Regions from separate parts of the Mus musculus genome. Here all the other regions are linked to region 2. A link is a loop called in an ENCODE intact Hi-C map of the cell type or tissue named here. Cell type or tissue: left cerebral cortex. All regions are shown on one strand. Region 1 has its middle 21 kb from the start of Gm32296. Region 2 holds the start of Jdp2 (Jun dimerization protein 2). Region 3 has its middle 23 kb from the start of Batf. Region 4 has its middle 10 kb from the start of Gm32296.

Region 1 (8,000 bases), 89 kb after region 2:
TACTTAAGCTCAGTTCCCTGCCATTCTTCCTTCGGATCTCAGAGTACCACAGAGGCTGTTGTCAAGTGTGTTTCTAGAAGCACGTCTCTACCTTTTAATAGTGCTGTGACCTTGGGAAGTTCAGTTGATCCATTTTAGGCTAATTTAACTAGTTTGAAATTGAAAATAATAAAGAGCAGTATTATTTCCTAACAGGGATGGATAAATAAATAAATACCATCTTTGGACCACCTGTTCCCACCCTTGGGCTAAAATGCAAGGTCTTCCCCACTTGAAACCCAGGCTTACTGAATCAGAGCTGTTATACAAGGGCCCAGAAATCCGCACTTCTAGAAAAATCTCCAGATACGTCCTTTCCATGGGACATTAAGCTACTCTCACAAGGTTTTAATTGACAGGCGAATTTCCATTTAAAAAAAAAAAAACCCCACCCTCAGTCTTTAGAGACTGGCCTTGTCTGAGGTCAAGGATCATTGTCCACCAGGTGACACTTAGCCATTACCCCTCAGATAAAAGCCTGAGGCTTATCAGCCCAGCAGACGTAGAGATTCAGTAACTGTGTAATATGCAGGACTCCAGCAGCTATCACCACAGCCAGCCCAGGTCAGGTACCGAACTGAGAGCCTTTGGCAGTATATCCATCCACACATGGTGCCTGCCGGGGGCTGGTGAGCTTTACCCAGGAGATGGCTGCAAAACCAGGCCTGGATGATGCCTCCTGAGTATATAGCTATCAAAAGCCTCACTGAAGCAAAGATGCTAAACCACATGTGTAGCTGCACCCTCTAGTCTCCTCTTAACTCATGCCTCTGTCTTCGGGCTCTTCAGGAACCTTCTCTGGGTTCACACAGAGGGTCCCAGTGACTTCCTACCCACGAGAGAAGATCTGTTCTTCTTGCTGTGGTTCTCAGACACTTATACTGTTCCTTTGCAAGTCAGTTTGCCTTTCTGGTCCTTTGCTGATGTGCCCCCAATCTGCTTAGTTCTCTCTTCTCTCCAGAAGTCACCTAGTGGGTTACAGCTAATTGAGCCTCATGGCAACCCTCTGTACAACACAGGCTATTGCCAAGGCTATTGGATGCTCTGCATGAACTGACAGCAAGGCCTTACTGCTGAAGACAACACCTACACACCTTGCTGAGAGTGGGAACTCTGAGCTGATGTCTGTCTAAAGCCTTAGCCTGCAGGCTAATGTCCATGGTCCTGGGAGATACTCACAGAGATTGAGGTGACATCCACAGGACTCGCATGGGTCTGGACCAGATGGGGTCCCAGCACGAAGAAGTGGACTTAGCCCCATCCCTAGCCCAGAAGCTCTTCTTACTCGATAACCATTCATAAATGAAAAACTAGCTCTCTCCAGTGACGTCTCCCCGGAAATGCAAACCACTCTAAGAGCAGGTCCATGCCCAGCAGTAGATGGTCAGCACAAAATGAGCTCCATGGCATCTTTGGAGATTCTTTGTCTCATAATGTTTGCCTGTGCATTTTGTTGTTGTTGTTGTTTTGTTGTTGTTGTTTTTCAAGATGGGGTTTCTCTGTGAAGCCCTGGCTATCCTAGTACACTCTCTGTAGACAAGGCTGGCCTCAAACTCAGAAATCCGCCTGCTTCTGGATTAAAGGTGTACACCACCACTGGCCAGCTTGGGTGTTTTTGGGTTTGTTTGTTTGTTTGTTTGTTTAATTATACTGTTCCTTTGCATATATGGCTTCTGGTTTTGTGTTTTTATAGAATTCCTGTGAGAAACAATGTGTGTTTGTACATCTATATGTGTTTCTCGTGCTTTCTCTTTGAATCTCTTCTGTTTATTTGTTATGACCTATTCCACTTGTTTGGTTTTGTTTTATCTTTTTATTTTTTTTAGATGCCTCTGATTTCTAATAAGAGACAGAAAATATGTGAATTCAGATAGGAGGGGAACTCATAATCAGAATATATTAGATGGAAAATCTATTTTCAATAAAATAAAAATAGAAAGAAAAAAAACTAAAGAACTCACTTGGGAGAGGACTTGAGGCCAAGGCCCAGTAGCAGGTGCTGAGCAGATCCCACCACATGGAATCTGAAACAAAGTTTGGAGCATACCCCTTCTTCCTCCAGGGAGTCCAACTCTGCGGTGAATCAGACTGAATGTGTCACGGCTGAGCCTCTTCCTGGTCAGGCTTTGTCACTTGTCACTTGGCCTGTCCTGGTTCTCTCACTTCCTCACAGCCTTCCTCCAGGGAGAAGTCCCCAGGAGTCACCTGTGGGAAAATCCCTGCCTTCTTGGGGTTTTGTTCAGGAAGCTGGAACCAAGACATTCTAGAAATTACCTGGAGGGAATTGACTCCAACTGTAATTCATGCTGGTGAGCTACACAAACTCATCCTTGCATTATGCCAGACATAGAACCGCACTCTCCAGGAAGCAGGACTCAGATCTGAGAGTCAGTCTGTCCAGTCCCATATGTCCATAATGCTATGGAAGGTGTTACTTGGTGCCTTATCCTGTCTTAGTTAGGGTTTCATTGCTGTGAGCAGACACCATGACCACGACAACTCTTATAAAGGAAACCATTTCATTGAGGCTCGCTTACAGTTTGGAGATTTAATCCATTATTGTCATGGCCTCTGAGACCTCAAAGCCCACCTCCAGTGACACAACTTCCTCCAACAAAGCCACACCCATTCTAACAAGGCCACACCTCCAAATAGTGCCACTCCCTGTGAGCCTATGGGGCCATTTTCATTCAAAGCACCACACTTGGGAATGTGGCTTATCTCCTATGCCAGTAGTAAGAGTTGGGACAGTGTCTTTTATTTTACTTAACAACCCCACACTCAGAGAGACAGAGGTAGGGAGGATAGAAGAGATGAGAGAGAGAGAAACAGAGAGAGAGAGAGAGAGAGAGAGAGAGAGAGAGAGAGAGAGAGCATGAGAACCCACTAGTAAAGTCTATAGGGCTCCTCACCTGCAGCAAAACAGGATTAAAAAGCAAGCAGCTGGGGGCTGGAGAGATGGCTCAGGGGTTAAGAGCGCTGACTCCTCTTCCGAAGGTCCTGAGTTCAAATCCCAGCAACCACATGGTGGCTGACAACCACCCATAATGAGATCTGATGCCCTCTTCTGATGTATCTGAAGACAGCTATAATAATAAATAAGTTTTTTAAAAATGCAATGTAAAGTCCTTTAAAAAATAAAATAAAATAAAGCAAGCTGCCAAGGGGGAAGTCCCGGAAGGTCATATTGCCCTCAAACGGCCAAAAGGAGATGCTAAGATGTGGACTGATCATAGTCCTGCTACTGCTGAGCTCAGAATGAGTAAGCTGGGGAATCGGTTTTTTGAATGGAAAAGAGTGTGGCTTTTGATAAATAAAGGTTGGCAGAACCTAGATGGAAGAGAGGAGGAGAGAACCAGGCAGGACAGATGCATGGACAGAGAAGGGAGGTAGAGCAAAGAGAGCCACATGGAGGGACACAGCAACAGAGAACAGATTAATTTAGGTGGGCTAGCTGAGAGACCACTCCAGCAAAAAAGCCAACAGCCTTAAACTACATAGAGATCTCCACATCTTTGTTGTTAAACCATAAGTGGGACTCCAAAATCCTCCAGAATATCTGGTGCACTAACGTGGGGCCTGACCCCAGCTAAGGCATGAGTTCCAGGTTAAAGACACAAGTTCCAGACATGAAAATCCAGGCACAAGAGCATGGAGCGGAGACCTCAGTTAGAGCTGGAGAAGCTGAAATCCCACATCTCAGAGTCAATAATGTATGCTCAGAGCAGACAATCCCCAGAGAACAGAGTTTAGGAAAGCTTAAGTGTAGCAAAAGATATTACGTTTGGAAACAGTAGAAGAAAAATAAGTAGAAGCGTTTTGTAAATATGCATAGATTCTGAAGAAAGGAAAGAAACTGAGTATAGAAGGTCATAGAAAGAAATATTAAGTTCCATATAATAAAGTGAACTCCCCAAAGGAGGAAGAGAGTTAGCAAAATTAAAAATATATATATATTTCCATGTTAAAAGATGGAAAACACTATAGCAGAAGGTACCTGAACCCCATATAGTTTTGTTTTAGTTATTATCATTGAGCTAGTTATAAAAGATGTGCCCTCCCTAAGAAAGATCAAAAGAAAACAGATGTAGATAAGGAGAGGAGTGAATGGCAGAATGCTAAGTTACCACAGGGGGCTGGAGAGATGGCTCAGCGGTTAAGAGCACTGGCTGCTCTTCCAGAGGTCCTGAGTTCAATTCCCAGCAACCACATGGTGGATCCCAAACATCTGTAATGAGATCTGACGCCCTCTTCTGGTATATCTGAAATAGCTATAGTGTTCTCATATATATATAAGATAATTCTGTAATCAACAACAACAAGTGGTAGAACAGGAATTAGAGGCTCTTTTAAATCAGAATAATTTTCTCAAGCCAGGAAAGAGGAATTCCATCTAAAGCCTGTGGCGCCACCTTATGACGAGGTTGCAGGATGGCAGCCCAAACCTGTTAGAAAACCTACCTACAATTCCTGCCAGGTCAGAGAAACTCATAAGGTTATGATGAGTTTGGATGGCAACCCACAGAGATGCTAGATTGGAGGAGATTTAAAGAGGTAATGATAACCTATGACATGCACTCATCCTATGTGAAATAAGTGCTAAATGACTGAACCAGGCAAAACTGTATAGTTCCAAAAGATTGGAAAGATTTAATGACAGCTCTATTGGAATCTGGCCCTCAGCTAGAGTGGTGGACCTGGTGGAGAAAGAAGGTTTCAGCTATGGAGCAATGTAATAGAACTAAAGGTATTAATATTGTCAGAGATCAGTTGCTAGGTCAAGGTGAATAGGCTGAGCTTTGAATGCAGATTCTGATTGGTGATGCCACCTTAGTCCAAGGTCATACAGTAGCTTTAAATGCTTGGGATAAACGTGAACAACAGGGAAATTGATCTGAATCATTTACCAAGATGGCCCAGGGCTCAGATGAATCTTTTGGTGATCTTAACAAAAATTAACTTCCATTGTAAATAGAGCAAAATCAGATCCAGATGCAAGAGAGGTACTAACTGAGTCTTTAGATTTGAAATGCTAATATTGGATATAGAAGGCCATTAAACCATTAAAGGCCAGATCTGCTCCGATTTATGAATGGATTGAAACTACTGTGGATATTGGATTCAATGCTTACAACACTGCTATGATTGGACGACAGGCAATTGCTAAAACATGAGAGCTCAAAATGTCCAGTGCTTTGGCTGTGGAAGACTAAAATGTTTCCTAAAGGATTGTAGACAAACAGCTCCTAAGAACGACAATTTCTGTAATGATAATCCAGAGAGAAAGCATCCTAGAAGATATAAGAGATATGGAAAGAGATTCATAGAGCTTATGTATGTATGTAGATTATCCAGAGATATATGAGGCAATTCCTTACAGCTGGAAGACTGCGTAAGGGTTGTTGTTCAGACCCCTATAGAAAACATAAGCCATTCATTGCCAGTCAGCCAAGAGCCTGTTCCAGAGAACAACTAAAATAATGTAATGCCTGATAAGACAGACAGCACTGCTCTTAGCTTAACCACTCTGATGGATAGAACAAGAGATTTTAAAGGTACCAGGAAACAAATATTTTGGGAAACTGCTATAAACAATCAGAGACCAAAGCTGAAATTACAGTTAGATAGAATTGAGATCGAAGGCCTAGTGGATCCTGGGGCAGACACAATAACAACTTCACAAGATTCTTGGAATCCAATTTGACCACTTTGGAAGGTATCTACCCAGTGCCTAGGAACTGGAACATTGTCTCAGGTAAAACAGAGTCTAAAATGGATTAAATATATAGGACCAGAATGTCAGATAGGAAGAGTAAGGCCAATATGGCATATATAGCCATACATTTATAGGGAAGAGATCTATTATAACAGTAAAAGTACAGATTAACATTCCTTCAACTTCAGGAACAAGCCATAAAATAGGAGATGCTCCTGATAAAGATACTGAAAATGTTATTTAAAAAAAAAAAAAAAAAAACAACAACAACAATTACAGATCATCCAGGCCACCACAGGCAGGACACAGCAAATGTTGGCTCTCTAAATTTATAAGGAGGCCACTGCCCATAGAATACCAACTGCCCTACCATTAAAGTAGCAGCATGATCACCCACAATCACAACAGTTAAATCCTGGGAGGGGAAGCAAGACGGGATGGCCAGGAGCTAAGTGACCTCAGGCTACAGTGAGCATGGTTAGAATTGACTCTCAGGAGGCAGCTTTGGTGAAACAGCTCCCTTTAATGGAGGTAACAAAGGTTATTTAATCTTTTTAAGGGTGAGTATGGGCTATCAGGGTGAATGTAACCTCACTGACCAGGGCCAGGGTGCTGGGAATGCCTCATTAGCATTCTACTGGACATGACCTTATAAGGGGAGAGGAAGTTTAACCTGGATACTGAGCTACTAGACCTCCTCTTGGGGGCAAAGATGGAAACTAAGGGCTATGTGCCCCTAGACATGCAGACCTGGTAGTGAAGGGGAGGGGTCCTACTCCTGCTGACCTCAGGATGAGGTTTCTGGATATTTCTCAACCCTACTCTTTCTCCAGGCCACCCCCCACCCCATCCCATGGCTTCCCAGCCCTACAAAGTAGCAAACCTGTTTGAGTAGAGCAGTGGTCCTTAACTAAGGAAAAGTTTCAGGCCCTAGACAGCTTGTCTAAGTGGTGGTCGCAAGTGAACCGTTCAACTAGGGCAGCTGGAGGCTCAACATATAGACCAACCCACCAGCCCTTGGAATACCTACTTTTATACTTTAAAAGATATCTTTAAAATAAAGAATGCTAACTGATCTAAGAACTACCAATAAGGCAATTCAGCCTATGGGCGGGCTCCTTACAACCTACAGTCCCTTCGACTTCATTGTTACCTAAGGCATGGCCTATTATAGTGATTCATTTAAGAGACTGATTTTTTTTTTCAATACCCTTGCAGAAACAAGGAGGAAAAAGTTTGCTTTCACAAACAAGAGAGGAAAGTTTGCTCTCACTATGCCCACATTTAACCATAGACAGCTGACAAAAGGCCTCAATGGAAAATCTTGCCACATTGCGTCAATATTTTGTACAGCAGCTATTGTAAATAAATCATAAACATTTTTCATAATCTATACTTTATCTTTTTTTTCTTTCTTTTATTGGTTTTTCAAGACAGGGTTTCTCTGTGTAGCCCTGGTTGTCCTGGAACTCACTCTGCAGACTAGGCTGACCTCAAACTCAGAAATCCTCCTGCCTCTGCCTCCCAAGTGCTGGGATTAAAGATATATGCCATCACTGCTCGGCTATACTTTATCATTATATGGATAATATATTGATGGATGATTCTGATACAGATACCTCAGAAAAAAAAGGTTGTTGAAATACAAAGAATTTTGCCTCAGTGGAGATTACAAATTGAGGGAATGCCATTAATTAAATACATCTACAAAAAATTCAACCACAAAAAATACAGATCAAAAGAGATCAGTCACAAACTCTTAATGATTTGCAAAAATTGCTGGGAGACACTAATTGGTTACAACCCATTATTGGATTAACTACTCAAAAGTTAAGTAATTTATTTCAAACTTTACAGGGTGATTCAGACTTAAATAGTCCAAGGAAATCATCAGCTGAGGCTGGGAGAGAACTGGCTCTGGTGGAAAAGAGGTTACAGGAGGCTCACACATGTGAGGTTACAGGAGGCTCACACATGTGAGGTTACAGGAAGCTCACACATGTGAGGTTACAGGAGATGCACACATGTGAGGTTGCAGGAGGCTCACACATGTGAGGTTACAGGAGAAGCACACATGTGAGGTCACAGGAGACTCACACATGTGAGGTTACAGGAGGCTCACATGTGAGGTTACAGGAGGCTCACACATGTGAGGTTACAGGAGGTTCACACATGTGAGGTTACAGGAGGTTCACACATGTGAGGTTACAGGAGGCTCACACATGTGAGGTTACAGGAGAAGCAC
Region 2 (8,000 bases):
TCTAGCCAGGCCTCCCACCACCAGTGAGCGCAAAGAAAGACTAGAAATTCCAAGCCTAGGTCACTGAGACACTTGTCTCTGCTGAGTCTCGACAAACCACACACACACAGAGGCACACACGAACACACATACACAGGCACACTGAGCTTGGCAGCCCCTGAGCTCAGAGAGCTGGTAACACAAGCCATGAAGCTGACTGCCAAGACAAGCAACAGAAAGAGCCAGGCCCAGTTTCATTGGCCACCATACGTTGCATATGGCCCGGGACGCAGCCAAAAGAGTGTTCTCACCCTCCTCAAAGGCATAGGAGACCCTCTGTTTTCAAACACACCTCCACAGAGCCTTAATTAAAGGAAAATGGAAAAAAATAGCATGCCTGTTGCTCTCCCCCTGCCTGCAGGGGTATTCGCACACAAACCCCTGCACGGTTACTCCTTTTCTCTTCTTCCCACTTTGGGTCTCAAACATAACTCATTCCCGTGGAAAGAAAGTCTGCGTTCTGCTGAAGAAAAGAATAAGAGTTATCCCCAGCCCTGGAGGGTTAGAGGGACCAGGGAGAGTTAGTGCTGAATGGATACAAGGCAGGCCAGCCTAGCGTCTGTGCTCTAGGGTTTGTGCTGGCTTCTTCCTTTCCAGTGTGTGTGTGTGTGGGGGGTGGGGGGGATAATTAGGAAGAGGGAGCGAGGGAGATGGGATGAGGAAGCAGGGCTATGAATTGTAATACCAGTTGTACCTCCATAACAAACCGAGGCCCAGGAGGCCCAGTTCTGCAAGCTGAAAGAGTGGGAAAGGATATCTTGTCAACAGGTGGGAAAGATAAACAGACCAGGAAGACAGGGGAGTTCCCTGGTAGTGCAAAAGGCGTCAGTGGATGAGTAAGGGACACATGTACCGAAGCTTTTCCTAAGTGACACCGTCACCATGATAGACCTGTCTCCTTGGAGATTACTGTAACCAATTTATTGACAAAAGGTTCAGAGGCCATCTCCCCCCAGTCCTTCCTGCAACCTTTCAAACCACCCAGCACCCAGCTCTTCAGGAAGATTCTAGAGCTCCTCTGAACTGAAGCCAACGTGGAAGGGAAACAGAGGAGTCTTTGAGAAATCCATCCTCCCTACTACTTTAGGCAAAGTGAAACCTCTGGCGCCTTAGAGGCAGGAGAATAGTTGTTTCTATCCCCGGACCTCAGGTTTCTGTAAAGAACCCTGCTCACACCTGATCCCCGGTTAAACTCTTCCCTAGAAACCTGCACGGGAAGATAAGCCCGCCATCCAAGCTGAAGCCAGCCAGATTTGCTGAAAAGCAGGGAAAGCAAGAGGGGGTGATTTTTAAACCCTGGAGGGTGGGGGAGACTTGGGGGTGAGGTCGAGGGACGAGGAAGACAGTTGCTAACAGCCTTTGGGACAGGCAGGTACCCAGCTGTGGTACAGAGCCTGTTTCCCATGCTGCCTGAATTAAGATCCTGGGTAGAGTGGCCCAAGATTTAACAATACACAGACCTGTGCCACAGTCCCCTGGAAGGTGCCACTCCAACACATAAGGGCTGGACAATCTTCTAGGGGGAGCTGACTCAAATAGTCGATTGATTCCCCTCTTGCACCCGCCTCTCCACCTCTATCCCCAAATGGCCCATCCATTTCTGCAAATGAGTCAAGGCATCCCAGGCCTGCCAGCTCCTCCAGATACCCAGGCAAAGCCTGTTTCTGCCGCTCCAAGGGTCCAGGAAGCCTAGCCTTCTTGGATAAGAGGGGAGGAAGAGTGCCTTCTAAACTGGGCAGGTTACCTAAAGAAGCCTGCTTACCTTCTTATATAACCTGATGTGCCTGACGGGATCCCAAGGGAACTGGGGACTGCCCCGTGGTTCCCTCCTAACCCAGCCAGAGCCCGCCGCAGCAATGCTCTTAAGCGAAGGAAGCCCTGTTGGTTAGATGCCTTTCTCAATACCCTCCCCTCCAGGTCTTGCAAAGAGAGCTACGGAAGAGGCTGAGGCGCGACCTGTCAGCAGGTCTGGGGCGTGCATGCCCCCTTGAGTCCCCCGCAGTCCCCGGCACAGTTTTCTCCCGCTCACCCCGCCCTCTCCTCCGTCTGTGCACAGCCTCCCAGCAAGAGCACTGGGGAAGGAAAGCAAGGAGGGAGCGCCCCGCTGTCCCGGCCACAGACAGGACTGTCCTGCCCAGCCGGGGAACCACCGGTGGGCAGCGGCTGCAGCCATCCGATAGAGTATTCCGGCCCTGGGGTGGCGGGAGCCCCAGCGGTAGCTACTCCGGGGGAGGCCACCCCAGGTGCCCGCAGCCCCGCCTCCCCCCTCCGTGAACCCACCGTGCAGAAGCCGCTGGCGGAGGCGGCGGCCCCGGGCCCAGAACCCTGCTGCAGGCGCGGTGCCCACTCCGCGCTGCTGCCGCCCGCTGCCCAGGCCCGTCCCGGCCCGGGAGCCGCCGCGGCGCCAGCCCCGCCGCCGCCGCTGCAGCGTCCGCTGCCGCCAGCGCCCCCCGTCGCGGCCGCCGAGTGTCCCTCCCGCAGGCTGTGGCGGGCGGCGGGACGGGTTGCATCAGCCCCGGCTATATAGCGGGCCCTGAGTGGCGGGGAGGGGTCGGGAATGCGGAACCGGCCGAGCTGCCAGCTCCACACGTCAGAGGGGGACGGAGAGGAAGAGAAGGAGGGGACGGGGAGGAGGGGGTGTGGATCGCCCGCTTCACACCCACTGACCTTCACCTCCCCCGCCGCCGGCGCCCTCCTCCCGCCGATGCTCGCGCTCCTCCGCCTGCGGGGCCGGCCCGGGCCCCGCCGCGCTGGTCCCGGCAGCATTGCGGTCCGGCGGCGCGCCCCGCCCGCGGCTCCCGAGAGCGCGAGGCAGCAGGACACGGCGAGCGGTTATGTAAGCGCATCCCCTGCTCGGCCTTGCGGCCGCCACCCCCAAAATGCTACACAGCCCGGGAGGCAGCGACGCGAAGGCGGCGGCCGGATGAGCAGAGAACCCCTTCCAGCTCAGCCCACGCCGAACCATCCTCCTCCGTCCGGTGCGCTCTCCCCCAAATCCAGAGCGAGGGTTCCGCGCAGTGGTGTCTTCGGACGCTGCAGGATCTCGCAAGCTTGTTTTGTTTTTCCGCGGAGGAGCATGGGCGGGGGTTTAAGGCGTTTGGAAGCCTTAATCCCTACCCACTGTCCACCAAAGCGTCCTGACGTCCTGAAGCCATGCGGTGAATGAACGAGCTCCTGAAGTGGAACTGCACCCTGAGGCCACCGTTGTTGTCAGTGGCTGGCCCAGTTTGAGCCAGGGCTCTTTGCCCAACTCCAGCAGGCTTTTGCCTCCCTTTGACAGGACGCAGCAGTGAGCCTACCTGACTTCTGCCAAACCTCCAAAGGCCTTCTTCCTCAAGGACTCCAGGGCCAGCTTCCGTGCTCTCTTCCCACCCTGCTACAGAAGTAGATAGTAAAGAACACTCTAGATAAAATATGACAGTCCCTCAAAGGCGGATTGTCTCAGGCAGAAATGCGTGTGGCATCTGAGAACTATTTGCACACACACATAGACACACACAGGTCTCCATACCCTTGGGGGGGGGGGCAGACCCCCGCCCTCTTTCCTCTTAAATCAGAAAGGAGTGGCAATGTTGACACTCAGTGACCTTCGGCCTCCTTCTCAGAGAGACAGCAGGTCATCACCCATAGAAGAAAGGAAGTGAAAGAAAAAGTTCAAGTCTTCATAGAGTACAAATGCTGAGATCGAAAGACCAACAGGGAGGGAAGGAAGTCCACGCGCCAAGCCGGACAAGCAGGTCTCCACGTGCGTGCCTGCCTGCAGGGAGGAATCGGTCTCCATTTTACCCGTAAGTCTTCCTGCAGGGGGGAACAGGTGAATGGAAAGAAACAGACCAAGCCCTAATGACATCACTGTCCATCTTCCCCGCCACCATCAGCCCACTTCCCTCACAACACTGATGAAAGGAAAAAAAAGAAAGACTCCAAAGGAACACACGCCACAAACTCCGTGGTAATGTGAATCACTCCTGTAGGACATGATTCTCCATCCCAGAAAAGCCAGCAGCACCTTTACAACACACAGAGATCAAAGCTGGAGACTGGGGAACTGGCTCACATGATGCTTCTCCCCTAAGATGAGGATCTGATGTTTATGGGAAAGAAAACAGGGAACAGGTGGAGCATTAAACCTCTGTGTGTCCTCTGGTGGGACTTTGAAAACGCTAAACTCATCTCTGTGCAGGGCCTAATAATTGAAAATGTGTCCTTAAAGCTGCTCTTCTCCAAGGCCTACTTTGGATCATGGCTAGGTGACAGGTGTCCTTCTGGGTCACTACTTCCTCCACAAAATAAATATGCTACAGGAAAGGCATTGGCGTGGGGGCACTAAGGGGTCTTTATTCCCTTTCATCTCCCCAATATCTATTAGGCTCCCCCATTTTGATATAGTTGTTACCCAGTTTTATATTGGATACTATACAAATACAGCTCAGACCTCCCTCCTAGCCACACCGTTTCCTACCAGACCTCTCTGTGTAGTCATTGTTTCTGGGCAAGGCTGGAGGGAAGGCCACAACTGGCTCCTTTGGGCGAACATGCAATCTCCTGATGCAACTGATCTACCTTAGGCTTTTAGGGAAACAGTGGTCTAGGCTAAGGCAGTCTGAATTAGGTGTCTTGTCTCTTGCAACTAAATAAAACAAACAAACAAACAAGTTTCCAATAAGATGCACATCCATGGGCCATCGGGCTGATTCAGAGATAACCACAGACCCCAGATAAAGTGGAGGAAACTAGGAGTTCTCTGGATTGGCCAGGGAGAGAGGCTACCAGAAGCTGACCTGAAACTGGAAGATGCCACCTGAGCAAAGATGTTTACTGATAATAATATTAATGCAAATAAAAATAGAGAGAAATCAAGACACCAATGGAATAATGGTGACACAGTCCCTGAATCTAGCCAGGCCGGTTATATCCTCCTTACCTCGAGAGAATTCATCTAAAGGAATCTGTCAACTGGCTTGTCTGCAGTAACCTGGGTTTCGATGTCCTATTATTTCCTAGCAAGTAAAGTCCTCCTCAATGGAGTGGGTGTTGGGGTGAAGATAAAGCCTAGTTAGTAGAGGGCTTCCTAACACACAAAGTCCCAGCACCAGCACACACTTGGCATTGTGAAGTGCATCTATAAGGTCAGTGTTTTAGTGGTATGGGCAGGAGGATCTGGAGTTCAAGGTCATCCTCCATCACTGCCTTAGTTTGGGTTCTAACTGCTTTAAGGCAATACCACAGAGAAGGCAACTCTTATTACAAAAGCAAATATTTCATTGGGGCTGTCTTAGGGTTTCAGAGGTTCAGTTCGTTATCATCATGGCAGCATGCAAGCAGACATGGGATTGGAGGAGCTGAGAGATCTATCTCTTCATCTGAAGGCAGCCAGGAGGAGACTGGATTCCACACTGGGCAGAGCTTGAGCATAGGAGACCTCAGAGCCTGCCCCTACATTGCCAAACTTCCCCCAACAAGGCCACACCTACTCCAACAAGGCCACACCTCCTAATAGTGCCAGTCCCCATGCATGGGTCAAGCCTTCAAACACAAGAGTCTCTGGGGACCAAACCTATTCCAACCACCACAGCCACATAGTGAGTTTTAGGCCAGCCTGGTATACGTGAGGCTCTAGCTAAGTAGATAAACATACATTAGCTGTTATCTCTTATTTGGATTATCCCGTTTTAAAAGTTAATGGACATTAATGAGTCCCAAGCTCTTTGCAGAGGGAAAGGTGGATTGATGTGGTAAAGCAATTCCCCAGAACTGTCCCTCCAACGTGAAAAGAGGAAGCAACAGTTCTGACTAATCAACCAGTTGGCTCATCTTTACACTCAGTATTTACCGATACATCTGTCATATGCCTGTAACCTGTGACGTGCACAAAGATGCGGTCCCACCTCCCATCTAGTTAGGAAGAATGAATTAAAAGCCAGTAATGAGCAGCAAGGTCAACGGTAGCTGAGAGGAGAGTCCCTGACAGGAACCGTAGGCACTGTGAGAGTCCAGGCAGGATCCCTGCTTCAGTCTCCATTCAAACTGCGCCCACCAAAATTACAATCCGCTGATGCTTCTTCACATAGGATGGAGTTACACCGTGGCAAACCCACCATGAGCTGAAGATTCCGTAAGTCAAAGATGCACTTAATCCATCTGGTTTTACAAAACACCAGGGCTTGGCCCAGTCTACCCTCAGCTTTGCTCAAAACACATATTTTGGTCTACACCCGGGCAAAGAGTTCTAACACAAACGTATTCCACGTGTTCATACTTCATGCAATTTATCAACGGCTGGACTGAAGGGGACAAACAGAGTGGTTTTTATGAAGGCGTGTTAACACCACCATAAAGCTGAAAGACGGTGTATGAAATCCCTGTACGTCAGAGGTCCTGTGTAGCCATATCTGAGCGTCTGCATCGGCCTTTATTACTGTTTCTCCTTGCTGTGATAAATATCTGTCAGGCAGGAAAGGGTTACTATGCCTCATGGCTCAGGGGATGGCATTCATCTTGGTGAGGGAGGCATGGTGGCTGCAGAGTCTGGGCACATCTGGGCACATCAGGAAGCAGAGAGGGGAGCCATGTTGTGTCTAGCTTGCTTTCTCCTGTTTTCATTTTTGTTTGGTCCAGAACCCTGGGCGTGGGATGGGGCTGCAGGCTGCTCACATCCTGGTGGGCATTGTTTTCTCAGTTAAAACTCCCTTGAGTTAATCCTATTCTTTCTGTTCCCCCTCTTCTTCTTCTGCCTCCCTTTTCTCATTCTCTTCTCTGTGTATCAAATATTTCACTCAACTCTGTATTTCTCCCTTCTCTTTAAAAGGCAAAACCAAACCCAGCTGGTGGCATGTGCCTTTAATCCCAACACTCAGAGACAGAGGCAGGTGGCTCTCTGTGAGTTCGAGGCCATCCTGGTCTACAGAGCAAGTTCCAGGACAGCCAGGGCTACACAGAGAAATCCTGTCTTGAAAAACCAAAACATTTAAAAAGCAAGCCAAGGCTGGAGAGATGGCTCGGCCATGAAAAGCTAAAGCTCACAAGGAAAAACTCAAAGCCAGGCAACTTGGGTGTATATCCAGGAGTGAAAGCAGGCTAGTTACATAAGTAGCAAGCATCTACCAATCCACCAACTTAACACACACACAAAAAAGGTTACTCCTCACCACTGTAGGACAAAACTTCTCCTGGGGAGATGCAATACACAGATCTTCCCACCCCAGATAGAGAAGCAGTGACAGACCAAAATAGATACCGTCAGAGTCCAACTTGGTAAACCATGAGTTTTATTGAGGTTACTCACAGGAGCAGAGATGACTCAAAGACAACTGCATCACTACAGCCCACCCCAGCATGGATGATGGGTGACAGCTCACAAAAGCTGGGAACCCGGAGTACATTGCACAGCCTGCAGGCAGCTTAGCAGGTTGCAGAGGGTTCTCTCCAGGCACTTAAGTTGGTCTAATCCTCTTCCAGGCAGCTCCACTGATTGCTTCTTCAAGGCAAGGTGGTCTCAGTTTTCTTTGCTGCTCTGTTCTGTTCTCCTCGGAGGGCTTGTATTTCTTACTTCTGGCAGGGAGGGGCCTAGTGAATCTGGTCAGTTTCAGGGACTTCCTGATGCTCCTTTGAGTTGTTTACCTTCCTGCTTAAAGAGCTTCCCTGCAGGATATAGTGTTTCCATCCGGGAGGGACCTGTTACACAACCCTCACACAAGACAACTATGGATCTAAGTGATTGCCCAGGGCAGCCATCCTACAAGTGAGGGCATGGTATTGTACCTTCATGTCAGCAAGGCCACCATAACTAAGAGAGGAGAGTAGACCAGGCAGCAGCAGCCCAGTCATCTCCTCTTGGAGACCATCACTTTAGCTTCATTTCTTTGGCCAAAGTAAGGTGATTCTTGATTTCAAAGTCTATAGAGAAGAGAACCAGACATTAGTGACCAAGTAATATCTACCACAGCATGCACACTCTTATG
Region 3 (8,000 bases), 66 kb before region 2:
GTAACCTGATGGTAAGGTGGATGGGCAGGTAAAGGCATGCCAAGAGACAGGACTGTACAGCGGATGGGTTTTGTAACAGCCAATTCAGTACCAAGAGCAAAACCTCGTTCTTGTTCTTGTGAGAATGGCCCCATTTCCAACTTTTTGTAATTGACACTTTGATTATTATTATTGTTGTTGTTGTTGTTTTAAGGAACAAGGTTTGCACAACAAAAGCTTGTGAACCTGATAGTCCTTGTAGATCTAGACCTTTGGGTATAGAATTTAGCATTGCAATACATAGCAACAGACCGAACCTCAACAGTTTTTCAAGTCAGGATTTCTCTGTGTAGCCCTGGCTGTCCTGGAACTCACTCTGTAGACCAGGCTGGCCTCTAACTCAGGAGTCTGCCTGCCTCTGCCTCCCAGAGCGCTGGGATTGAAGGTGTGCGCCACCACCCTAGCAACTTTATTATTATTTTAATGACTCAACTACTTCTTAAACCTCCCACCTCCGACACTATGCCAAAGGCAATGGGACTTCAACAGACATTTCAGAGACAGACCACATTCAAAGCACAGCCTCCTGCTTACAAGGAAGAACGGCCGATCTAGAGTCAGACAGACCAAATCAAATCACAGTGCCTTCATTTGTTAATCATGTGACTTTGGACAAATTATTGAAATTTTCAGCGCTTTAGTCTTCTTTTCTAAACATGACGTTGTTGTGGGGGCATGTGGTGTGGAACATTCCATAAATCTACACTTTGGGTGTAGTTGTGAGCCATAGTTACTGCTATCATTAGTAGGACAGCATACAACATCCTTATCATCTGTGTGTGCCTCAAGGGCAGGGCCTCAGGATGTGAACCGGGCCGGGCCCCTAGTTGTGGTGGAACAGGGCACACTTGCTGATGGGAGTAGAGCACACTTAGAAGGTGCTTCTTTCTGACTTTTCCAGCTCCATTTATCATCGTGTATGTGCACACATTTACATATGTGCTTTTAGATCATTGGAAATTTCCAATATTGCATAACTGACCTCAAAAATCAAACACCGGCTTCCAGAAGTTACGTCAGCCACCATTCATAGAGAATCTTTTCTCCCAGGTCCCATTCAAGCACGTTACAATCAGAGTCTTGTGTGAGGCTCACGGCCCCCGGGCAGGTGGGGCGTGGTAGAGGACTCCATTTTATGTAAGTGGAAGCTGGGCTTGCTCAACATTGTGCCATGTCAAGAAAGATGAACTTAATACTGTGAATACAGTCGGGGTACAGCCTGTATCTGGGGTGAAGAATGCCGAGGACAACAGCCGAGATGATGTCCTGGTATGACTTACTGGGCTGATTGCTATTGTGTGTTTTCACGCTGGTAAATGATCTGGTGGTTAAATACTCTGGATTTAGTATCTGGTAAGATACCATAGGGCGACATTGATTTCCACTTCCTGTTGTTGTCCATTTCCTGTCTTCCAGGTGGAGACAGGCTCTGCAGCCTCCGCAGTGACAGACTGGGAAGCTTGTGACTGTCGGAGGGACATGGAGAGTGTCCCACCGGTGCCCCTGCTCCTCCAGGCCCACCTCACTTTCTCAGCTTCTTTGCCAACTGCACAGGGTGAGGAGGGAGAGTTTGGGGGAAACCCCTCTTCTGGTTCAGGTTGCCCTTTGTTCTTCGTAAAGCCCACTGCAAGCCTACTCCTTCAGAACCCTAGATTTTAGTTTGTTTTCTTCTCTCTTTTATGAATCAGCACAGAATTAACCTCAGTGGGATAAGGACCCTTCTAGAATACAGATCTTACTAGGGCCCGTTGCTCCTGGGCCTACAGACTTCTCCACCTTCAGGTTCCTGCCCCATCAAGGGCACAGACCTATGTTTTCTTCAGCCCAGGCCCTCACCAATCAGCCCTTCCTGTCTCCAGGATCCTGTTCCATCCCAAAGATGACCTGAAGAGCCCTCATAGTCAACATACACTATCACGAAGGGGAGAGGCTAGGGGAAAACTGTGGTCCGTCCTGCCCCCAACTCACCTTTCATGAGGCTTACTCTCCACAGGGGCCCTACAGGAGCTAAGCCTCTCTCCCCACCCTACACCAGGCACAGCACCAGTCCCAGGCAAGCAAATGGAGCCACAGTTTTTGTAGTGCCAACGGAATCCAGAAGTGCTTTACCAAGGTCACTAGGCAGGAGGGTGAGGCTAGGATTGGCAAGGGAAAAGGACAGCCATTTTGTTACCACCCTGTATCCAGAACAGGTTTGTAGCCAGAAAAAGGGAGCAGCCTAGTGAGGTACAGAGACCTGAGGAGTGCTCAGAACCCCCAAGAGAGACTGTGTAAGCTGGTTTCAGTCCCAGCCTCACTCCTAATCTCAGCATAGGACAGATTCACTGATGACAATGGCAGAGAAAGGACAAACAGAATGTTTTAGAAACACTAAAAACTGTCTCCAGTAAAGACTTGGGCCAGAATAAACCCTGGTTATTTTGTTAATCCCAGAGTCTATCAGAGTGTCAGAGACATCATGTGACTTGCCTGGATTTCTGCTGAAGATTTTTTTTTCTCTTACCACAATCCCTATGTAAGCTACTGCAAAGATGTTGAGAGTTGAACAATACACAAACTCTAAACAAATAAATACCATCCATTGTTTTAGTATCTCGATGGTGATCGGTTTGGCCACGAGTTCAAGCCTAGGCACTAGTGGACATAGGCTCAGAACAGACTAGAGGGGATTCAACTACATGAGGCTCTCATGGGGGGCCAGGTGTAGAGGCACTGACGACCTGTGACCACACACAGGGTCTCAGTTCCACTCTTAACGAGCAGAAGTTCCAAATCAACCTCAAAGGGCTTTCTAGCCCTGTTCCTAGAGCTGCTGTCCCACGATTCTGAAACTCACTGTGGTGGGGGCGGAGGAGCCTAGGAGACCACTATCAACTGCTTCCTCCGCCCCCTACCCCCCATCAGCTTGCCCACCTTTATCCATGCCACAGTTGCCAGAGCCCTGCTTGTAGAAGGAACCTTATAGGCTGAGAAGTCAGCTTGGACCCACAGTCAGGAGCCTGGTGTCCTGGGAGAGATGCAAGCATAAACATTAGAAGTCTGCCGTAAGAGGGAGGAAGAGGGTGGGGGCTATCCCAGTACACACCTAGAGAGTCAGTTTGGGTGCCAGACCATCCATTGCAGGAGACATGAAAGCAACCTGGTCTGAGGCCCCAGGGCCTCAGCCTGCTGCACAGTGTAAGCCTTCATCTCCCAGGCTCCTTGCCAGGGAAGTGTGACCACACAATAAGTTTTAAGTCAGTGCCACATGAACAGTTCAGAAGTACCAGGGGGAATCCTGGCCTGTATCAGAAGCAATGATGGAAAGAGCCTGGACTCCCCCTCCCAAATCACCCATCTACCAAATGACAGTGCCTCTATGTACCACTGCAGACATGAAAAGAGAGATGCATAAAGCCACCTCCGTGGTGCCTATCTGTGGCGGCAACTGGAATCTCCCTCATTTCAACCAAGTAGGAGTGGGGAATAAAAATATCTTTTTCATTTAAAATATATCAATAAGAGCCATCCCCATCAGGATGGGGCTGCTGGGAGCTGAAACAGAATCAAACTCTACTGTCCAGCTGCTGTGCGGCCTTTGGAAACTCAGCCTGCCTGAATCTTGCTTTTCTTGGTTGCAAAATGAAGATAAGCTATCTCTTCTGAGATGGCTAATATTGTCAATTGGACAGGATCTAGATCTGCCTACAAGACAAGCTTTGGGCCCTAGATTAGATTAGCCTCTCCGGCAGTATCTAGATTGTGTTCCCGGAGGTGGTTGGTTGGTACAGTTCTATGGGCTGGGGTCCTGGGCTGAATAAAGAGAAGAAAAGCTGAGAACAGCACCCACCCCTCTCTGATTTCTGACTGTGGCTGCAGCGTGATGGACTGCAGCCTTGATTCCCCCACAGGGTTGGACAATACAGGTCTGTGAGCCATGGCCACAGGAAAAGCGACTCGGCTCCCCTGCTAGTGGCTGGGGGTGGCACAGTGTGTGTGTGTGTGTGTGTGTGTGTGTGTGTGTGTGTGTTAAATCCCGAAGGCATGCTGGGCGTGGTGGTGCACACCTTTAATCCCAGCACTCAGGAGGCAGAGGCAGGCAGATTTCTGAGTTCGAGGCCAGCCTGATCTACAGAGTGAGTTCCAGTACAGCCAGGGCTATACAGAGAAACAAAAAAATCCCGAAGGCATGATGACAACCCCCCCCCCCCCCCCCCCGGCAGATGAAGGACAGAGAGATGGAGCAATTAGCTTGATACAAAAACGTCTGGGAGTGGAAGGCCAAAGCAGAAACCTCCTCCTACTTCAGGAGAAACACTGCCTTTAGCATTTGGAAAGGTGTGCTTGGTGGACTTCAGCAGTCAGGACCCTAAACAAAAACCAAATGCGGCTCCTCTGTGAGAACGTGGGCTCTCAGCGCCACTACTCAGGCCCTTTCGGGTCTGCAATGAGCTGGGATCTTTTGGAGATTAACAAGATCGACACTTCCACCGGATCTTGAAAAGGGTCACACCCGAGTACCTCACTGAATATAAATGGCCCTCAAACTCGGAAAAGCAAGCCAGTTCTAAGAAACCGGGTTCCTGGGAAACAAAATAGAAATAGAAATAGAAGAAATAGGCAGTTTGAGACAGTAGGCGTGCTGCGGCCCCAGATAGCCACTGGAGGGCAGCAAAGATATTGGTTAGAGGAGGCAAGGCTTTCCCCAGCTCAGAAGGGAATCTTAGCGGGTCTCCAATCTGGCTCAAGAAGCATCCTCTGGACCAAGGATTTAGAGTGGTCCTTAGTGTCGTTGTCAATTACAGAAAGTTGTTTGGGTTTTTGTTTTGTTTTGTTTTTGTTTTGCTTTTATTTATTTACTCTCCATTAGTTTAAATCCGGGATGGGTACAGCATCACACGGATTCTGTGTCCAATGGCCTTTGCAGGAAGGTTGCTTCGGAATTCGACACGAACCATACCACCGTTTCCGTGGGCCCGAGTTACTTTTCCCAGATCACTCTGGGTTTGTTTGGTTTGCCTCCAGGGGTCACTGTATTGTTTTTTGTTTGTTTGTTTGTTTTTTTGGGTTTTTTTTTGTTTTTTGTTTTTTTTGTTTTGTTTTGTTTTGTTTTGTTTTTGCTTTGCTTTGCTTTGCTTTGCTTTATACACATAAGCACATCTCTTGCCTAAGTAGAACTCCGTTTCATCTCGGGCATAAACACCTTCAATTTTAAGAAGAGCTGTGTGCTCTCTTTGGTTCCGGAGACCTGGCTTGTAGCCAGCAAAAATGGCCTTGCACCACAGCCTTCCAGACACACTTGCTTTTAGAAGTCCTGTTCCCAGCAGGCCTCCATAGGCGCCAAAATGGCGGAAAGAGACAGAAAGTTTTGTAATAAGAAATAAGTGAATCAGCTGGGCGTTGGTGACGCACGCCTTTGATCCCAGCACTTTGAAGGCAGAGGCAGGCAGATTTCTGAGTTCAAGGCCAGCCTGGTCTACAAAGTGAGTTCCAGAACAGCCAGGGCTATACAGAGAAACCCTGTCTCAAAAAAACAAAAAAACAAATAAACAAACAAAAAATCAAAGTAGGTGAAGAGAGTATACCCATAGCTCAATCATTGGGGAATTGGAAGCCAGCCTAGACTACTAAACAAGGTGCAGTCTGAAAACAATGTGGAAAAAAAAGGAAGGAAGAAAGGAAGAATGGAAGGGGGCTGGTGAGATGGTTCAGCGGGTAAGAGCAGACTGCTCTTCTGAAGGCCCTGAGTTCAAATCCCAGCAACCACATGGTAGCTCACAACCACCCGTAATGAGATATGACTCCCTCTTCTGGCATGGCTGAAGACAGCTACAGTGTACTTATGTATAATATTAAATAAATCTTTGGGCCAGAGCGAGCAGGGCTGACCAGAGTGAGCAAAGGTCCTAAAATTCAATTCCCAACAAGGTTCACAACCATCTGTATATCTACAGTGTACTCTTTACAAAATAAAAGAAAGAAATGAGCCGGGTGTGGTGGCGCATGCCTTTAATCCCAGCACTAGGGAGGCAGAGGCAGGTGGATTTCTGAGTTTGAGGCCAGCCTGGTCTACAAAGTGAGTTCCAGGACAGCTAGGGCTACACAGAGAAACCCTGTCTCGAAAAACAAAACAAAACAAAACAATTAAACTATTATAATTCTATCATCTAGGGAGACATAAATTTAGATACACACATAACTCGAATTTTTATTTTATAAAACTGACATCAGTCACAATATGCAAATTAGTGATCTGCTTATAAAAACACAACACATGCATCCCCATGTATGTATATGTTTTGTGCCTCTGATGGGTGTGCATAAAACAGTCACCCCAGCGTGTTTTACTTGCTCGCCTTGGACCCCTCAAGGCCAGTGCTTACTGTATCCAGGAGCGCAGAAACGGGAGCAAGGAGGTGTGCGCAGTCAGGAACAGTGTTCTCTCGGGCTGTTGGTGCCTCTGGTGGGTCTGTTTCCTGGGGTCTGTACAGAAGGGAGCTGGGAAGCTTTCTATCTGAAAATACTCCACGGTGTGTGCAGGTGTTTGGAGTTCCGTTGAGTTTCATCAAAATGAGTCACTGAAGGTGTGAACGGGCGGCCAGGTTGAAGGAGTTACCACTTCCTGGTCCCATCCGGAGACACCCTGCACCTCAAACAGAAGCAAGCGCCTTTCACATGGGCTACCAGGCAGAGGCAAACTGAGCCTTTCGCTCTCCAAACCACTTCTTTGCTTACCTCCCCCCCCAACCCCCCAAGCAAAGGCTAAGTTCCTCTAGTCAGCGGCTCGCTGTTGGGTGAGCTTCAAGCCAAAAACCCACTGAAAGTTCAGCCACGCCTGAAGGGAACCTTGAATGACAAGCGAGCCGGTACCAGGTGAAGAGGCCCCACCACCTGCATCCAGGAGCCAGGCTGCCTTATTCACACGGAGAGGGGGGGGGTGTGTGCCATGGCCCCAACAGAATTTATTGTCACATGATTCAGAAGGAGGCCTGTCTGGATTTCAGGCCCTTACATCCTGACTTTCTGTTCTCTGGTAGCAGGGCACCAGACCTTAGCATGACTGACTCCATGATGGAAATGCCATTCAGGCTGTAAAACTCATTGTGAACACACCATCACCTGCCAAAACTAAAACAAAGGCCTAACCCATCAAAGTCCACGGCTCTGGGAAAGTCTCAGAATGTAACTAACCTTACTTTTTAGTTTCTGTAGTTCCACTTCTGGCGAACTGCTCTTGTTAGCTGAAGTATGTCAACCCAAAACATGGGGTTTGTGCTTTAAAAGCCCATCCCAAGAAAGGCTCAGGGCTACACTGGGATCCCGAAAACCCAGTGTTGTCACTGGCTGGCTAATAAAGACTTTCTTTCTTTCTTTTTTCTTTTTCTTTTTTTTTCCCCAGAAACAATGGTGACTTAATCGCTAGGCACAACAACTAGAATCCTAATCTTGTAAGCCATATTCAATCTAAATCTTCTGGTGGCAAATCCGGGTGGATTTACCATATAAATTGGGGGATACTAGTAGCTACATCTTGCCTCTCGATATCCCTGTCCAAAAAGCCTAATAAAGACTTTCTATTGACTTAAATTTGTGTTGGAGCAGTCCTCTCTGGTGACTACCTGACAATGACATGAACTGGTCTAAATGGAGTCAAAGTAAAGATACAGAGAAGTTAATTAGGAAATATCAACTATGCAGTTCAGTGGGAGCAAGAGGAAGGAAGCCAAGAAAGATGATAGCCTTTAGGGCCACAGATGGGAAGATCACCAGGAACTACCACAGTCCCATGACACATAATATATTGTTTTGTTTTGTGGCATGGTCCTATGAAACCCAAGCTGTCTTGGAACTCACAATGTAGCTGAGGATATCCTTAAATTCCTTCAGTGAACAGAGCTAGGAAAAGGCAGAGGCAGGCGGATTTCTGAGTTCGAGGCCAGCCTGGTCTACAAAGTGAGTTCCAGGACAGCCAGGGCTATACA
Region 4 (8,000 bases), 79 kb after region 2:
GGTGACATCGCCCCCAGCTTGCCAACTTGGAGGAAGTCAGAGGACACTAAAGTCACCATGGCCCAAGCCTTGGCCAATCTGCCCCACCTCTAGCTCCACAAACAATCCCTGTGTATTCATGAAAACCTGGTGACCCTTCTACCCCACTCCATCTCCTCAGAGACCCCTCCCACATCTGGTGCTGCTCTTCCATCCGCGGGAAACAGGAAGGCCAGTTTCGATCTGCTATGGGGTGTTGAGGTATCCTTGGTACCAGGCCTGGAAGGGAGGGACATCGCCAGTCACTTGGTGACCTCTCCAGCTGCTTCCTCTGCCCTTTCTTTGGCAGAGTACCAGTCTGGAGCTTTCTGGAATCTGAGTCTTTTCTGCCAAGGCCTGGGAAGAGGCTGTCCTAAGCACACTGGTAGAGCCTGCCCCTCTGCAGACAATTAGCCCAATGTCCTTAGGTCTGTGGTGCGCTCATTCCATACATTGTGCATACCTGCCCCTAGCTGCCCTCGTCAATGGAGTAACTGAGTGAACAGACTGAAGAAGATGTTAAGTGCCTGTGAGAAAGCCTCTCTCCAGGAGTCTGGTGAGTGGGACATGGCGCCTGGTAGCTACCTGTTCTGCTAGGATGTTCTGTGATCGTTTAGTTCAGCTTAGCCTTTTTCATCTTTCTTCCTTGATACCAGCCCCTCTCCCTGCCTCCATTCCTGCTTCATCCCTTCTCCCACTTTCTGTCCTTTGGATGAAACTTCCTATACATCAAGGGTACTCAGTAGAGCAGAGGGGAAACACACACACATACACACACACAAGCACACATGCATACATACACGCATACACACACATACATGTACACACATACACATTCACACACATACATACATACATGTACACACATACACATTCACACACACATACATACATATACACACATACATACACACACACACACACACACACACACACACACACACACACCTGTTTCTCCCAGTCCCACAAGTTGTTTCCTCCCACAACTCTGCATGACCCTAATGAGTGGTGTGTCAAAATGTTTTAGGGGTCAACGCTAAGTGGGAGCTTGGCAGGCAGGCTAGTGAAGAGCAGTCCATGTGGAAAGCACAGAACATCAGAAGGACACAGATGTGAGAGCCACTTTGGCCTGGCTCCTAATCCACTCTGGCTTGTGCAGTGTCCTTGGCTAAAAGACTCAGATCTGAACTAACCCAAATGTCCATGTTTCCTTCCTGAAATGCTTGCACGGTTAAGGGATTTTTCTGGATTTGCCAAACACATCCCTGGGGATTTCAAAATACTGCCCTTTGAGTTGGTGCTCATTTGGTGCACATCTATTAGGGAAAGGTGACACAACAATGTCAGGAATTTGCTTCAGAACAGGGTAGACAGCCAGTAGGCAGATGGGGCCCAGGCAGGAAATAATGGCCCTGAGTGACACTGCTTGTGACTAGGAAGGGACATCCAAGTTCTTTCCACTCCTCTATGTTTTTCCCCTCACAAAATGCAAACTTCAAAGTGATGCTCAGGCTATCAGCATGCGGGAAATAAAGTCACCAACAAAGACTGGCAGACTGAATAGCTGTTGAGTCTGGGTGATGGTCACACACGAGTTGGCTCTTTATTCGCCATCTTTTTACTATGTTTAAAAGCTATCATAATGTTTAAAATATGTAAAGTTTTAGGGCTGGCAAGATGGCTCAGCAGCCTGAGAGCCTGACTTCAATCTTGGAGCACACATGGTGGATGGAGAGAACCAGATCCTGCAAGACGTCCTCTGACCTCTACACATGCGCTGTACTCCCACGGGCCTGTGCGTGCATGCGTGAACAGACAAACCAGTGTATGTAAGAAGAACAATGGCCCAGTGCTGTGCACACGACACATGTGGCTCTGGGGCCAGCATGTGCTAAGGAGCTGCTTGTGGTCAGATCTTGCCTCTCACTGATGGGCACACAGAGATAGATGCTCTGGGAAGCAGGCTTCCCTGGCTAGGCAAGGCTGCTTCACACCTCTGTGCCTTCACATGCTCTGCCCTCCACATGGGCCGCCTTGCTCTGGCCCACCTGCAGGATTCTCTCTGCACTTTGATCCTTTCTGAGTGTGTGACCAATGGGGTCATGCTGCTCACCTTGAATTCCAGTTCATGCCTCACCCTACAGCACAGCAGACAGATACACACACACACTCGGGGAGCATGCCTCACCCTTCAGCACAGCAGACCCCCCTGGGGAGCATGCCTCATCCTACAACACAGCAGACCCCGCCCCTGAAGAGCATGCCTCACCCTACAACACAGGCTTTGCAACATTGTGACTTCAAATCCCACCAACTCGTGGTTTATGGTGCAAACAGTATCAGCCCCCCCCCCCCCCCCCCCGCTGTTCTTCTTTAAGGGCTTCAGTCCCTTACTCCCAATGTCCTCTGGACTTCTTTCTCTCTCTGTTGATGCCTGAAATTGAGTAAGTCCCCAACTGATCACATTGTCTTTTCCCTAAATTGATTTCTCCAATGCTTGAATAGATGAATAGATCCCTCCTCTAGTTGCTCAGCCCCCACAATATGTACCCTACCCCCCACTTCTCTCTCCCCTCCGAGTCCTTCACAGATCCTGGAGACAGCCAACCCTTTCATTTCACAGCCCAGACGTACTCAGGGTACCCTGACCTCCCAACTAATGAATTTATTTGTGTATGTATTTGTTTGTTTCTGCTTCTTCTTTTTCCATTTTCATGTATGTGGTGTGCACATATGTAGACGTATATGTGTGTGCCATGCACATGTATGTGTGTACAGGTGCATGTGGAGGCTCATTGTTGATGCTGAAAATAATCCTCAGTTACTCTTCTACCTCGTTCAATGCGGCAGGATTGATCAATCAAACCCAGAGTTCTCCGATATGGCTAGCCTAAAGAGCGAGTTTGCTTTGGAAATCACCTATCTCTGCCTTGGTCTGCTTTAGAACATTTAGCATTGACATGGGCTTCAAAGATCGGAACTCTGGTCCTCACACTAGCATAGCCTACCTGCTGGGCCATCGCCACAGTCCCTACTGGTCTGTCCCCTAATCTTGCTCACCTATCTCTACCCCCCAAAAAGAACCTCATCTTTCTAAGCTGGACCTTCTATCATGTCAAAGGAAGAACTTTCACTTCCTTCTCAAACTCCTTAGCATTTGAGGCGGCTTCCCAGGTTCAATGCAACTGGCCTCAGCCTGACTTGACCCCCTATAATTTCTCTGTTAAACCATCCCACATCCCAATATACACACAGTAAATTCTAGCCTCTTAAAGCTACTAGTAGTTTCCCCACATGCCTCAGTCTTTCTGTGTGGCACAGACAGTATGACTCACCGAATACCATGTGTGACCCAGGAATCATTGCTAGCGTGGATCACTGAGTCACCCAGGGAAGACAGTTGTGTGCTGAACTCACATCAGATTTCAGAGGGATAGGAAGCAAGCTTTTCTCAAATTGAACTACCGAGACACTGAGAGCCTGTGGTTCCCTCTTCGCTGGTGTCACTGGTGTTTGGTTTTGTGAGAAATGGTCTCACTCTGTAGCCCACGCTGGCCTCATACAGCAATCCTTCCCCAGTACCCTCAATTCTGGGACTGCAGCTGTGCACCAAGCATTCTGCCATTCCCTATGGCTGCATCAGGACCAAGCCTGGCCTTGCTAGATTTCACTCTACACCCTGCTCCTGTAAGACCCCCGAAGCTGGGCCTCCGCTCAAGTCCCGAGATTAGTTGGCCAACACCCCAACGTCCCGAGAGATAACCACACCTGATGCAAACTGCAAGAGGTTTTATTATCAGCTAGCTGAGGACGAACCCCTCGAGCCTTTCAGGGCAGGGGAGTTCGACCCTGAGGGAGCGGTGACAGTAGGGGGCTTTTAACAGGTAGCTGAGGAATGGGAGGAGTTGGGAGGAGAGTTGGGAGGAGTTGGGAGGAGTTGGAAGGAGTTGGGAGGAGTTGGAAGGAGTTGGGAGGAGTTGGGAGGAGTTGGGAAAAAAGTTGGCTACAGCTCCTTTCTGGCGAGGGGAGAGTGAGCTGCAGCCTCCTCTCCAGTGTCTATCTCCATGTCCTTGTAGGTCTTCCTACAATTATCTCATCTCTAGCTGTAAGGCACAGAAACAAAAAGGCTTTTTGCTGGCTATAGAGAACAAAGAGCTTCTTTCTGGCTGTATTTTTAGAGATCAGGGAAAACAAGTTTGGGGAATGTCCAGGGGCTTTACCTTCCAGGGAGAAATGCTCTAAGTCGGGGTCCCACACTCCCTACCTAGACACCATGTGTTTGTCTAGTGGGCTTCAGTGTGAGTTCTTCCTAAGAACATCCTTACCTATCGGCTTCAAGAGGCTAGAATTTACTGTGTGTTTTGGGATGTGGGATACCTCGACAGCCTGACACAGGATGGATGGGCTGGAGGCCAACCTGGGCCACATAACAAGTTCCAGGCCAGCCTGGGCTACATGATAAACTATCTCAAACAAACAAACACACAAACAAAACTAGTGAAAGAAGGAAAGAAAGAAAAGATATTCAATTTTAGGTCCACAGATTAGCATACTAACTCCTACACTCTCCTGGACACTGAAGGCTTGCTGTTTTTACTTGGATTCAATCTTTAATCCCTCTGAGGGTGCTATAAAAATAACGGAAGAGTTGGGAGAGTATTAAGTTCCTCTTTCAAATGACTTATCCTCAGCCAGGGAAGTTGAAAAATGTGCAGACATGTCCTTTCCTCTACCCCTTCCCTCCCTTTGAGGTTTCATCTCCACTACCTGTTGTCATCTCAACATCTCCTCTTAACTCGGCACTAAACCAGCAGTTAAGTCACCAAGGCCATAGCTGTCTCACAAAGCCACAGTGGAATCAGGTAGCTAGAAGGGCTCAGGGGTGGGAGCTGCAGGGCCCCACTCTGTCACTGTCAGAAGCCTGCGGCGGCAGGCAGGCCCCTCAGCTTCTCCATTTGTGATTTGCAGTGAAGCCAGGAGCTCCAGTCTCTGAAGATTCAGGCAGAACAATGCAATTTTCTGTAAGTGTTACAGCGCAGGCTGGGCAAAACCCTGGGAAATCAGAGGAGAGACAATAAAAAACAAAAAACAAAAAACCGACAACAAAAAAAATTAACACAATTCAAGGCAGCTATGATCTATCAAGCACAACTCAAATATAAATCTCTAATATATATATATATATATGTGTGTGTGTGTGTGTGTGTGTGTATGTATATATATGTGTATATATGTATATATATATATGTATGTATATATATATATATATATATATATCCTGTCCCAGGTGGAACCTTTAGGAATCTGGACTTTGTGGGAAAACTGAAAATAACAATTAAGATCTGAGCATGGTGGAACAGGCTTGTAATCGTGAGTCCCAGGCCAGCCTGAGCTACTTGAGGCGCTGGCTGTAAACTAATCAGTGAAGACAATGCAGAGCAGGTGCTGTGTTACCCAGGCTAAAGGGGAGCCTTAAGAATGTTGCAATCTCGAGACTTTCGAAGAGACCACATGTGATACCAGCCTTGGGAAGTTGGCTGGCTCTGTGGTACATTCTACAGCCATCGCTGCTCAGAGTCCTTACAAGCCACACCGCACGAGGTCAGTTGAGAGCCGCCAACTATCCTGCCGAAGATGGCAGAGCCGCCAAACGGCAGAGCCAGAACATAAACTCAACTTTCACGTCAGAGCCTTGTTCTAGATGACCTCATTCAGACTAGCCCGTGACCTGCATTGCTTACTGTATGACTGAGACCCCCAAACCAGCGTTCACGCATGTTGGTTTCAGTCTTGTACTCTCTCCCAAGGTGGAGACCCGGGAAGGTGCGTGCTCGGTGAGGTTAATAGACCTTGATACAAGTGAGGCAGGACACTGTGGGGAGGTTCCTAATTGCACCATAATTCAATTTCACCCAAGTCATTTGTGTGTTCTCATTTTCCTTCATTGTTGGCTTTTATGTCTCACCAAAACGACATGAGAGATGCACATGTGAGTGTTTTAGGACTAGGACACATTTTGAGGTTAATTATCTCTGGAAGCTGGATGGAGAAGCTGTCTTCCATAAAGCTCTGATGACCAAGATCATGAGCACTGTCAGTCCTAGGTTGGCTGTGTCCACCACATTGTTGATAGCTAAGTCTCTCTCTCTCTCTCTCTTTCTCTCTCTCTCTCTCTCTCTCTCCCTCTCTCCCTCCCTCCCTCCCTCTCCCTCTCTTTCTCCTCTCTCTTTTTTTCTTTTTGTTTTTTTTTGTTGTTGTTGTTGGTTTTTTTTGGTTTGTTGGTTGGTTGGTTTGGTTTAGTTTAATTTGGTTTGGTTTGGTTTTTCCAGACAGGGTTTCTCTCTGTAGCCCTGCCTGTCCTGGAACTCACTCTGTACACCAGGCTGGCCTCAAACTCAAAGAGATCCACCTGCCTCTACCTCCTGAGTGCTGGGATTAAAGTCATGTGCAGCCACTACCAATTGCTAAGTCTTTTTAGGCACGGTTTTTGTGGCTTTATTTTTTCCAATTGGCATTAACATTTTTCAGTGCATTTTAAACACTTTCGTGTCCCAGACAGTCTTAACCCTTCTCTACAAACCCCATTTTCTAGAGGTAAATGTCGAGGGTGACAGAGGCTAGGTTCCTTGCTCTGGAGTCAAGGTCCTACAGAACTATTCAATTGCACAGACAGGTTTCCTGTGTCCAAGACAAAAACATAGTGCACTGTGTTCTTGCGGAAGTACAAAATAGGTGTGTCTATCTCATGGAGTATCTTCGTGACACAGCCCTTCTGAGTCTCAACTGTCTTACCTGTACAGCATGGTAATGGGACAGTGCCTAGGGGTGACAGTGCCTAGGGGTGACATCAGACATGTAGCAGCATCCCTGGCATCTTCCAAGCACTTGACAAGACACTTACCAGCAATGACAATATGGATTCATTGTCTACCCCTTACCATGCTAAGTGCTGTACAAAGGGCAACTGGCTGCCACTCAAAGCCAAGCCCAGAGAGGACTTAGAGCCGTCCTGCATCCTGGCCACCGCTTGGCATGACATAGGCACTCTTACCCTGCTAAGTGCTGTGGGACCACATCTCTTCTCCAGTTTCTGTTCTCTTTCCCCTTTTACATAAGGTGACAGTTGCCTTTAATCACCAGTGTGACACACTGGGAAGAGAATCTTAAGGAGGAATTTTCTAGATCAGATTGGCTTGTGGCATGTCAAGGGGCCCGGTACTATCTTGATTATCTTAATTGGTGTGGAAAAAGACCCAGCTTAAAGGCGGGCAGGACTGTCCTCGGGTTTTGGTCCTGACTTGTATGTGATCTGAGTGGTAGGTATGTAAGCATTAGCGTTCTCTCTGCGCTTGACTGTGGATGTCAATTATTTTATGCACAGCACTTAGCATGGTCTTGGAGGCAGGAAGATGATGATGATGACGACGACGACGACGATGATGACAAAATAATTTTTTAAGAGTTCAGGACTAATCTGGACTACAGAGTAAGACCCTGGCATACACATCCCAAAGTCTCTGAGGGCTGGAGAGATGGCTCAGGATTTAACAACCATGCACTGCTCTTGCAGAGGACCTGAGTTCAGTTTCCAGCACCAACAAGGAGACCTGATATCCCTGGTTTCCTTGGGCATCAGCATACAGTGTATCTATGTGCACATGTGTGCACACATGCATTTACACACACACACACAACTAAGATAAATAAATAAAATATATATGTATTTCACTGGAGGTACAATTCATTTCTGAATGGGAGGACAGCTCTTTCTGGAGGAAACGATAAGTGTTCAAAACTCTTTAGAAGGTACATTGGCTTAATAGCCCCAAGGGAGAGAGAAAATAGCTATTTCCTGGCAGAGCCAAGTAAATGCAGCTGACTTCACCGACAGCTGCTGTGACCCCTGACTCTAGAATCAGGACATTACGGTTCAGAAGCAAAGACTTTGCAAGCAACTAACAGCTCTGCTGGTCACCTGCAAA

Evidence for each region. Hi-C counts contacts between places; a loop is a spot of excess contacts. Peaks named below come from ENCODE experiments on the same cell type or tissue, not always from the same donor. Only the 100,000 strongest peaks of a DNase experiment are listed, where the experiment ranks them.
Region 1: it touches region 2 in a loop (3-fold over the local background); 2 of 42 quality-filtered maps call a loop at or near these places.
Region 3: a loop joins it to region 2, with 2.3 times the contacts of the local background. A loop is called at or near these places in 2 of 42 quality-filtered maps.
Region 4: a loop joins it to region 2, with 2.2 times the contacts of the local background. A loop is called at or near these places in 5 of 42 quality-filtered maps.

Annotation. Positions count from the first base shown.
Region 1 is chr12:85,504,888-85,512,887 of GRCm38, reverse strand. No RefSeq gene overlaps it. Among named protein-coding and RNA genes, the nearest start is that of Gm32296, 21 kb to the left of the region's middle. In left cerebral cortex, a CTCF peak has its summit at 4,453 (motif pointing left); a DNase peak (open chromatin) is centred at 4,455.
Region 2 is chr12:85,593,934-85,601,933 of GRCm38, reverse strand. It overlaps Jdp2 (Jun dimerization protein 2), which reads right to left and starts at 2,518. Exons shown (of 4, transcript NM_030887.2): 1 at 2,320-2,518. In left cerebral cortex, CTCF peaks have their summits at 3,063 and 7,436; DNase peaks (open chromatin) are centred at 1,997, 2,648, 2,968, 7,297 and 3 more places; H3K4me3 peaks cover 3,678 bases; H3K27ac peaks cover 4,283 bases.
Region 3 is chr12:85,659,758-85,667,757 of GRCm38, reverse strand. It overlaps the pseudogene Gm33312. Among named protein-coding and RNA genes, the nearest start is that of Batf, 23 kb to the left of the region's middle. In left cerebral cortex, a CTCF peak has its summit at 4,658 (motif pointing right); a DNase peak (open chromatin) is centred at 4,675.
Region 4 is chr12:85,515,129-85,523,128 of GRCm38, reverse strand. No RefSeq gene overlaps it. Among named protein-coding and RNA genes, the nearest start is that of Gm32296, 10 kb to the left of the region's middle. In left cerebral cortex, no CTCF peak of the experiment used is centred here; a DNase peak (open chromatin) is centred at 3,378; H3K27ac peaks cover 541 bases.